Linked DNA regions of Homo sapiens: region 1 is linked to region 2. Evidence: read pairs that join two places in POLR2A ChIA-PET (ENCODE). Cell type or tissue: CD4-positive, alpha-beta T cell. All regions are shown on one strand. Links, peaks and the distances in the headings refer to the core of each region. The heading gives the core; the rest is flanking DNA. Region 1 has its middle 36 kb from the start of MIR934. Region 2 overlaps ARHGEF6 (Rac/Cdc42 guanine nucleotide exchange factor 6).

Evidence for each region. Peaks named below come from ENCODE experiments on the same cell type or tissue, not always from the same donor. Only the 100,000 strongest peaks of a DNase experiment are listed, where the experiment ranks them.
Region 1: POLR2A ChIA-PET joins it to region 2 with 8 read pairs; 4 of 35 experiments call an interaction of 5 or more read pairs at or near these places.

The regions. Positions count from the first base shown.
Region 1 is chrX:136,584,312-136,589,690 of GRCh38, forward strand. No RefSeq gene overlaps it. Among named protein-coding and RNA genes, the nearest start is that of MIR934, 36 kb to the left of the region's middle. RefSeq lists enhancers at 2,092-2,221, 2,312-2,381, 3,824-3,883. In CD4-positive, alpha-beta T cell, for the core only: no CTCF peak of the experiment used is centred there; DNase peaks (open chromatin) are centred at 2,230 and 3,920; H3K27ac peaks cover 4,710 bases.
Region 2 is chrX:136,672,059-136,677,437 of GRCh38, forward strand. ARHGEF6 (Rac/Cdc42 guanine nucleotide exchange factor 6) reads right to left here. Exons shown (of 22, transcript NM_004840.3): 18 at 4,566-4,659; 19 at 2,949-3,038; 20 at 1-61. Among named protein-coding and RNA genes, the nearest start is that of CD40LG, 27 kb to the left of the region's middle. RefSeq lists an enhancer at 2,089-2,148. In CD4-positive, alpha-beta T cell, for the core only: no CTCF peak of the experiment used is centred there; DNase peaks (open chromatin) are centred at 1,710 and 2,783; H3K27ac peaks cover 3,265 bases.

The DNA of each region.
Region 1 (5,379 bases), core at 181-5,180, 88 kb before region 2:
CAACACATGACTGTGCTTCTTAGACTCCAAACATACTTCCCCTGACTTGGTTCTAGGGAGTCAACATTGTCAATGTTACAACTTCGTCTTAGAATGGTTTAGTGCTCCCCCCCACCTTCTTCTTATACCCAGGATCATAAAGGCTTCTTCAAGGGCATTTTGTTGGGCACGGAGCTGACCACCTCCATGTGTTTCCTTCCCTTCAGGCCTTACAGAGCTTATTCTCATTATTCCACCTCTATTTGCAACGGAGCCTGAAACCTATCCTTATTTGCAGTTTGCCATTTAAAAATCATCCCTTCTGGCTTTACTTTTTGCCCTGTTCTTTCTGTGTCCAAACTGAAAGTCCGAAGTGAGAGAAACTCATGCTACAGAGTAACTCGCTGGGGTTTGGTGTCAAATCTTAAAACGCCCACTTTCCAATCAAGGGTGACTAAATTATGAAGTAGCACTGCCCCCACCCCCTCCTTTTTAGCTCTTCACAATGCTTGCTATCACCTATTTTATAATTAGCAGTAGATTAGCATGAAAAAGATCTTCCTTCCTGAATTAGGCACTGCAAATATATTTTCTAACTTTTGACCTAAATTGCAGTCTGATTTAAAGTTTTGTTTGTTTGTTTACCAGTTTTCTAGAGAAATAAGAAAAAAAAATAAAGTTTTGTTTGTTTGCTTGCTTGCTTGCTTTTTTTATTCACTCAACAAATCCTTAGCACATTTTGAACAAAGCAGCTTGAAAGCAGAGTTAGGCTATTTCTGTACACAAATAGAAGAGCAACTAAGCTTGTGTTTTCACCAGTGGTCTTTTGCAGAAGATAAGGGTCAATAGCTATGAGGGACCAAGGCTCAAGTTTCACTTAAGGGAAACTGGATTCACTTCTCCAAGTGATACTGAAAGCTTGTATTCCAGGGTTAAGATTTACCAAATCAGGGACTCTCTTGTTTTCAGGGATAGTGCAGATTCTACATATCGGGTTTTTAGGGTGCACATGATGAATAGTTTGGAAACGTTTCTGCACCAGTTTATCACTGGCAAGACAGAGGTACCACTTGCAGTCCTCTTCCTGAGAAGGTTCCTCCCACAAGGCATCCCACTTCCTTTTCAAATTTTACTTATTTTGCTCATCAGCAATAAAATGAAAATGTGTCTTTCGCTCTCTATAATCATCTCCCCAACTCAGCAACTTAAGGTGCCTCTGTCACTTTGATTTATTCAAATGATTTGAAATGTCAACTTATTGAAGATCTGTAGAGGACCATGGGTAATGTCACCCACTGCCCTGAAAAGCCAACGAATTTTAACTCTCTGAACGGATGTCAGACAAGGGCAAAGCTGAGCCCATGGAATCACTTTTTGCCATGCTTCTCAATGGAGCAATTCAAGGTGACTTCGTCATGCCCATTGAGGAAGCCACATCTGCCAGTTTGTATGGCATCATATTGGCAAAAAGGAAAAATGGTCACTGAGAGGAGACTTTTCCCCACAAGTATGATTTCTTAGAGAGCCATGGCATTATTTTGGTGCTTAATGAAGTGAAACCTTTTTATCCCAGCTACAGTCCGGCCTTACTGGATTGGCAACAGCCCCAGCAAACTGACAATTTAAATGAGGGTGCCACTGCTTGAGGACTTTATGTGAGGCCTCATTAATTAGTCTATGAGGATGGTCTAACACGGTGCTTGGCACAGAGGTAGATAGCACTCGTGGCATATTAACCATTGCTATGATTATGAAAAGTTCATTTCTAGAGAGTTCCACCAGTAGTTAAGAGGTAGGCTTAGGGATTTGACCTCTAACACACTGTGACTATTCCTGTCATTCTATCCTGCTGGTGGCTGGCCTGGTGCTCTAGGGTAGTCAAAACCATTTTAAGAAACCGCAGAGAAATGTTAAATTCTCCTGTTGTGCTGGAATTCAGTGAATGCCAATGGATCTTAAAATAATTGGGTCAGTGTCTGAGGCTTAGAAAGGCAAGAATTCTCTTTTGCCACATGGGATTTTGTGTGAATTTGGCATTAATATCAGACCTGTGCTATCTTGGCTTGCTTCTTTAGGAAGTAAGCTGGTGCTAACCCCTCAAGGAAAGGATAAAACACTTAGCAGAGCCTTGTTTGTTTCTCAGTAGGGAGTGGCACACTAGCTTAACATGTAGGAAGTTGGCAATAAAGTACTATGTATGACGGAGATCTGACCTCGTTCTTAGCTGAGGTTGGTATGGCTTCCTCTAGAGCATTTGCCAAGTGGCCTTTGTGGTTAAACAGCACACTGAACTTTCTCTTAACTCCTTTTAAAGTGAGGACAAAAGGATGGATATGCCTGGCTGCCGCCAATGAACATTACACAGTGCCTCCTCTGTGTTAGGTGTTGGAGGTGCCATGAGCAGCACAGTCCCAGTCCCAGTTCTCAAGTTCACAGTCTAGTCAGAGATACAAACAGTGATGCACTGGAGCCCATTGCTACTGATTCATGAGAGTTGATAGATGTTTAGAAATTTTTGCCAGTCAGTCGTTAAACACAAACTTATTAAAAATAAAATTCTATAAGCCTGCAATTAAAATACATTTCAAACAAAGGTAAGAAACACTCAAAATGTATCACTTCCTAATTATTTTACTGCCATTGCTTATTATATATGCTCTTGAGGTGATCTATAGCTATTGTAGCAGTCTGATGGAAATGCTGTATAATGCTGTACTACTGGGCATTTCTACCCAAATCAATGTGTAGCCTCACGTCGGTAGCTTGAAATTGGTCATGGTGGGAATATTTACACAGTGGAAATTGGCAATCACTATAAACTTGGAATGTTTTCTTTTTTCCTTTCATAAAATCAGTTATTAAACATTTATTAGCACACCTGGAGACATTCTAGCAAATAGATTACAGTAAATCCAGTGGGCCCCATGGCTGTGGGATTATAGCCCATGGTAGGAGAACATGGGAAAGTGTTGTGAAAGGCTTCACACAGGAGGCAGGTGCTTGAAGCAAAGCTCTGAAAGATAATTAGGAGTGAAGGCCCAGAGGCAAGATAGGGCAGAATTGATCGAATGAAAAAGATGTGGGTTTTGCTCTCAGGGGCTCTCAGTTAAAAGGAAACAGGAGAAAGGGAGTGAAGGGTCAAGTGCTCTGTGGGGTCTACTGGGACTGCTGTAGGGGCACAGAGGAGGGCACAGGGCTGGTGGGGGTAGAGTAAGGCTTCCTGGAGGAGGTGATGTGGCATCTTACCACGGAGATCAAAAGAGAACTAGGAGTAGCCACCGTTCCTGGAATGGAGGTAGAAAAGTAATGTCTTCTTATATATTAAAATATATTGCCAATACAATCAGCATAGAAGAGTAATCAATGTTTTAAAAATGTATTCTCAAGAAATGCTTCACTCTTGAGATTGTGCAATCCTTGAAATATTGCCTTGTGAGTGGGGATCTTAGTTTCTAGTGCAGCCTCCCACCTATCACGGGGCTTTGCTTATAATAGCCCTGGCTGAGGGCTTTGAAGTTCTGCCTGAATACTACAGGTGTTGGGGGAGAAGGGAATTGAGTGCATTTGTTAAATTCTGAACTAAATGGGAATAAAGACCTCATTTGGGGAGATAATTATTAAATCCTATATTCAGAAGTCTGGTGTTTGCTAAGCCCTTCAGTTTCATGGACAAAGCATAAACAATATTCCCTTTTCAACACCACAAATTAACTTTTCCAAGAAAAATTGGCTGTGAGATAAGGATAGATTATATTCTGGTATGTGTATGAGGAATGGGGACTTTGAACTGCTCTCAAGTCCCTAACTACAGAAAATCTAAGAAATGATGTTGTCTCACTTTGGTAAAATAACATCTGGGGAAAATACCTACTTTCTCTTTGCATTTAGTGCCTCATTAAAAAAAAAAACAAAAAAAAAAACAAAACTAAAGGTCAGATTAGCAACCTAAAAATGAAACTAGAATGGAGGTGAGGAAAGAAGTAGTGTAACATTTTACCCTGAGGCTGAGAAGAGGGAGCAGATCTAGTTGTGCAAGCACTCAGAGTCTGAAACGTAGGCCCTTAGTGTTACAAACAGGATGAATGCCTTGGCAAATAAACTCTTGAAAAGAAACCTGTGCTAAGATTTCCCAGAGACTCTGAGTTTTCTTTAATCCTTTACATCCTTCTTTTTGTTACAAAAATAAATTTATTTATTATTTATTTATTTATTTATTTGGACAGGGTCTTGCTCTGTCGCCCAGGTTGGAGTGCAGTGGTGAATCACAGCACACTGCAGCCTTGACCTCCAGGGCTTAAGCAATCCTCCCACCTCAGCCTCCTGAGTAGCTGAGACCACGGACACACACCACCATGCCTGGCTAATTTTGTCATTTTTTTGTAGAGACAGAGTTCTCTCCATGTTGCCCAAGCTGGTCTCAAACTCCTAGGCTCAAGAAATCCTCCCACCTCAGGCTCCCAAAGCGCTGGGATAACAGGCATGAGCCACTGCATCCGGCAAATTCTTCTTAACTTTCTTGTTTGCAAGAAATAGAAACCCATTCAGCTAGTTCAGATAAAGGATGGGTGGGAAAATGAAATTAATTCAGAAATATTAACTGACACTCACTATGTGCCGGGTTCTGAGCTAGGAGTCCCTGGTAAGCAGTGACTAAGATGGACACAGTCCCTGTCCTCACAGAGCGTACCATCTAGGAGGAAAAAAAGCACTAAACTAACAATTACACAGTTTGGGTGTTGTTGTTGTTGTTTCTGAGACAGGGTCTTGCTCTATTACCCAGTCTGAAGTGCAGTAGCGCAATCTTGGGTCATTGCAACCTCCGCCACTGGGGTTCAAGCAATCCTCTTGCCTCAGCCTCCTGAGTAGCTGGAATTACAGGCATGTGCCACCACACCACACTAATTTTTGTTTCTGTTTTGTTTTGTTTTTTAGTAAAGATGGGGTTTCACCATGTTGGCCAGGCTCGTCTCAAACTCCTGACTTGAAATGATCCGCCCACCTCAGTCTCCCAAAGTTCTGGGATTACAGGCATGAGCCACTACGCCCAGCCTATTTGTTATTTAATTATAAGCACGATGTGCACTCTGAGGGAAAGGAGTGAGGGGTCGTGAGAGCCCATGGAGCTCCAACCTAATAGGGCTGGATGAAAGGCCAGAGGAGGCTTCACTGGAGAAGTGATATTTGAGAAAACTCAGGAGCATACCTTTAGCTGGGATGAAGGAAGCATTATCTGGTACCCTTGCTTTTCTTTCTAATTCCCTTATCAGGCAATACGTTACAAAATCAGCATGAAATTTGATAAATTAAAACTCAGAAACAATGTAGAAAAAAAAGCCTCCCGATCTATTTTATACTCGCAGGCTCCTTCCACCAATATGCTCAATTATTTTCCCTGAACAG
Region 2 (5,379 bases), core at 50-5,049:
TCAATGATGAGTTTCTCTTCCTCAGGGAGTAGGACTTGTGGAATGGAATCTTTTCGAGTACCTACAAACAAGGGTTGCAAGATGGGGGAGGAGGGAGAGTTACTAGTGAAGAGTAGAAATAGTGGGTGTTAGTTCTTTTCCACTATTGTTACAGAAGGGTCTTTGTTCATAGCATGTTGCTACATTACACCCAGAGGACAGTCACCCATCATTTGCTGACTAAATTTTCCTGACATGAGAAATTCTAAATGGCCAAATACACTGATTCAATCTTCCCGAGGTGGGAAGCATTTTGTATTCAGAAAAATAATGCAAAAGAGCCCCTGTAATACCTGTCCACAACCAAGACCTCCATTCTTTCCTGTTTTGCCTCCTCCAGAGCAAAGAGCTGACCAGTGATCACTCTTCCCTGCAAATCTCCAAGGAAGGACACACTACATCCTATGCTACAGTGTTTTGTCATTGTAGTAAAAGGTTGACAGTAGCACTGCACTGAAACACAATGTGCTTAAAGGGCCTCAGAAGCATCATCACCCCCATTTGTTCTCTTTACAGTCTTATAGGGTAAGGTAGGTATGTCTCCTAAGACCATTTTCATCAAGGGTGGAGTGAGGTTTGGAGATTATCACATCATCAGCAAAGATGTAGGTGTCCTCTGCCCAGAATGTCTCCAGGCTCTGGGACAGAAGAGGTGACAGAACAGGCATGGGGGCCCAACCAAACAGCTCTCCTGCACCTCCCTCACTCTGGATCCTCCCTCTCAGAGCTCAAGTGCTTAATCTTGGGTCTCCCTGAGCCACTGGCTTCCTCTCTTCTAGGCCAAGTTCCTTCAGAGGTGTGCACACTCACTGCCTTCACTTGACCACCTCCCCTTTCTTGAGGTAAGATGTGTCTCTGCCTTCTCCAGGGCCTAGCACTTTGTAGGTGCTTAATACAGGTGGCCCCCCATATCCACATGTTTCACATCTGTGGATTCAACCAACCGTGCATTGAAAATGTTCAGAAAAAACAAAAAACAATACAAATTTAAAACCCAATGCAGTATAACAACTATTTACACAGCATTTACATTTATGAGGTATGATAAGCAATCTAGAGATGATTTAAAGTATATGGGAAGATATATGGAGGTGATAAGCAAATGCTCCACCATTTTACATCAGGGACTTGAGCATCGTCAGATTTTGTTATCTCTGGGGGTCCTGGAGCCAATCCCCTGCAGATACCAAGGGACGAATATAAGTGGAAAGCAAACTGACTGAATGACTGGCTGAATGCAGTAAGAGCCGAGGGCAGTCAGTTCTAGAGAAACAGGGCTTCTGGTTAGAGAGGGATAGAGGATAGAAGGTCACCACGATGCTAAATGATCTGCTGTGTGACAAGCACAGTGCCAGACATCTTCCACATGTAAAAGGTTGGGTAGGGAGCAAGGGTGAAGACGTGTCTTTTTAAGCCAGAATATCTGGCTGCACTTCCCAGCTGCAGACCCATCCACTCTGTCAAATATAAAAATAGGTGGTGCGGGAGGAGATGAGGTCAGATTTTGTAGAAGGGATGCTTCTGGTATCTCTTTGTCCCCCTCTCTTCTCTAGTTCTCAAAACTAAAGCTGCCCTCACTTTCCTCTCCTGGCTCCTTGAAACATGTTATCAGAGCTATGCATGCCCAAAGCCACAGCCAGGTTTTCTCTGTGAAGCAGAGTGCGACAGTCCTCTCTTCATGGCCAAATGCGTCAACTTTCACATTGAATCATTGAATGCTTTCTTTCTCTCTCTCTTTCTCTCTCTCTCTCTCCCCCCACCTCTCGTTCTCTTGTATTTATTTATTTTTGATGGTGTCTCACTCTGTCACCCAGGCTGGAGTGCAGTGGTGCAATCTTGGCTCACTGCAACCTCCACCTCCCGGGTTCAAGAGATTCTCCTGCCTCAGCCTCCCAAGTAGCTGGGACTACAGGTGTGCGCCATCACACCCGGCTAACTTTTGTGTTTTTAGTAGAGACAGGGTTTTCCCATATTGCCCAGGCTGGTCTTGAACTCCTGGCCTCAAGGGATCTGCCTGCTTTGGCCTCCCAAAGTGCTGGATTACAGGCGTGAGCCATCATGCCCAGTAGAATGCTTCTTTTATGTCAGCCTTAGAGATGCATTACTTTGAAAGAATATGTCAAGGCACCTAAGAAATCCCCTCCCACATTCAAATGATTGGTCACTGGATGTCCAAAATGGAGTACTATGGAGTATTCATTTCTTATGCAGGTGCAAAAACTTCACAAAAGGTATTCTGAATGTCTATAATAATGGGAGACAAAAGACATAATCGAAGTGACCTGTCTTTTTAAAAGCATAAAGATGAATCAGAAAATATTATCTTGCTTTCAGTTTGTAACCTGAAAGTTGTTTGGGGAAATACCCTAACCTAATAACTCCCTGATCAACTTTATACATTTTGGACAACCTCTGCTAAGCAGCTACCTTTCCAGATTTTCAGAGCAACTTTGAAACTTGAGTTTGGTGAAGCATTGTTCGTTTAAATATGCAGCTGATCAAAGATAGTATTTTGACTTCCTTTCCAAATCTGCCTATAAGAAGAGATTAGCATCAGTTCACAGACACAGGAACTCTCTAGGCCCTTTAATTCCTAACTAGTGTTGGTGAAGGTATCTGTGTACTTCAAAGGAGAACAACTTTAAAAAAAAATTTTCACTTCTATCACCTCCAACTCTTTTACTCTTGCATCTCTCTTTCTGGGTGAAAAACAACAGTGGGTAAACAAACCGCTTGGTAGCTAAAACCACCTTATCTGAAAGATGCAGTCCTGCACCACTCCTCTGCACCAAGTCACCTGCTTTCCACACCCTGCAACCCATCCGGGTTGCTTTTCTCTTTTTCTAAAAGACACTAAACAGTAAGGAAGAAACGTCACTCACTAGAGAAAGTAGTTTGGGGGAACCTACTTGAGCCATGGCCTTGTTGAAAATTTGCGCTGGTGCAGTAGGCTTCGATCACTTTAAGGATTTGAGCATCCTCTTCCAGAGCAGCTGTACCTGTGAAATTTAATTCATCATGACTTTTCATAGATATATGCTTTTGGACCCTCAAAATGATGCAGCACACTCCACTGCCTGGGACTGGCTTCTCTGACCAGTAGAGTTTGTGAAAGGCAGGAGAAAGAGCTGTCCAACGCTGGTGATGGAGAAGAGTGACAGCATCCTCATGGAGCTTTGGAGTCAGCCTCAGTGAGCTCAGCTTAGTGGAGGGCCTACTCCTGAAGCCCAGAGCTCTACACTGGGACCGGGGTGGGGGGGGCGGTGTTTTGTCAGTGGTCTCAGTGAGGCCAAAATCACAGCACTGAGCTTGTTGCTAGCTTAGCTCCCATCAATATACCCCAGCCTTCCTCTCCTTTAAATTTCAAGGCTCACCTTTAGGAAGCTTTCCCTCATTAACCCCACTCAATTTTCTTTTCTTTTCTTTTCTTTTTTTTGAGACGGAGTCTTACACTCTTGCCCAGGCTGGAGTGCAGTGGCGCGATCTCGGCTCACTGCAAGCTCCGCCTCCCGGGTTCACGCCATTCTCCTGCCTCAGCCTCCCGAGTTGTTGGGACTACAGGCACCCGCCACCACACCCGGCTAATTTTTTTTGTATTTTTTTTAGTAGAGACGAGGTTTCACCATGTTAGCCAGGATGGTCTCGATCTCCTGACCTTGTGATCTGCCCGCCTCAGCCTCCCAAAGTGCTGGGATTACAGGCATGAGCCACCGTGCCCGGCCAACCCCACCCAATTTTCTAACCAGTCAGCATAGTCACTCATTTTCCCTTCTCCCTTCTCCTCTACTCCAAACTCATTCTTGCAATGGCTGGATGGCAGCACCCTGTGAACACGCCAGTGTGCATAACCAGGTGTGGGGTGGGGGGTGGGGCATGCCAAAGCTGAAGTGGAGCAAATATTTATCCAAACTATATTCCCAGCTGATACACACAATTCTGTCACCTCTTTGTGAGACATCACTTACTCCTTCACATGTGTCCCAAAGTACCTTGTGTCCCAAAGTACCTTGTTCACAGCCTTATAGCCAAATATGTCCATATCGACTGGCTGACTGACTTTGCAGTCTGTCTCCAAATGAAACTATGTTTCTAGATGTGGGCAGGCTGATTCCCTGAGTAACTGAGAGCATCACTGAGCATGGGACTTCTGGAAGGACTTCAGCCTTCGGGTCTATTTAGTCTATCTCCCTGCAGAAAAATATCTCAAGTATCAGAAACTAAGAGGGAAAAAATGTATCCATAGGAAATGGGTCCCTTTAGAGGTTCTAAACCAGGTGAGGCAAAATACTCAACACAAAAATGATACAGATGACATCTGCCTAAGATGACATGAAGTGCAGCCGTAAGAAGCTTATTCAAATGTTTAAGAAGTGACCAAAGCTTTCCATGCATTCTTCTTTATATGTAAAAGACGATGTCAAGAAAAAATTGCTCCAATCATCTGCTTTCAAATAAATCCTCACATAAAAGAAGATTCTCATGTTAATTTATCCATAAACAACTTTCAGAAAGTACAAAACACATACTTTTCCTAATCACATATTCCTCCTCCGATGGTTTTCTCTCAGTCTTCCTTTTATGAAGAAATTTCTTCATCGTTTTAGGGCTTTTACTAGACTCCTGTGAGGACAGAGGTTTCTTAATGAATTAAAATTCTCCCTCAAAAACAAAAGTAAAAGCATGAATGAAACTAAGTAGAATTCCTCTCTCTTATTTTGACAGTCTCAGTTAGGAGTACATCAATGTTTAATTCTATGCACAATTAAAATGGTTCCAATAAACTCTAAAAGGTTAAATAAAACAGAGGCAATGACATTATCCTCTCAACTTGCACAGAGGTGGGACTAAGAGTGGAGTGTGCCTACTGAAGATGTGGCAGATTCTCCAGGAGGCCAAATGGCTTTAGGGAACCATCTGCAGAGAAAGTAAGGGATGTCAACCCTAAAAACGTAACAGTATTCCTAATTTGGTTTACGTTCCCCACTGATACAGTTTTAGGGGAACTAAATAACCACTGTAACCACTAATGTAGTAATGATCACTTTTCAAAGAGCTTCAAAGCTATTTAAATAATTCTGCCTTAGAAACAGTCCCACAAATAAGAATATAATTTCCATTTGTGAGACAGAAAAATTAAGGCAGAGAGACTAAGCCATTTTTCCGCAGTCAAAGAGAAGAACCAAATGAAGGATTTCCTAAAAAATAATTTTGGGTTAGAAGTAACACACCCACAGCCAAACTTAACTATCCATATATAAAGCCATGTATTTAACTAGTAGACAAAATAAATGTATTGAATTTGTTTTTGCCATATGAGTAACCAGCAGGTCAAAAAAATAC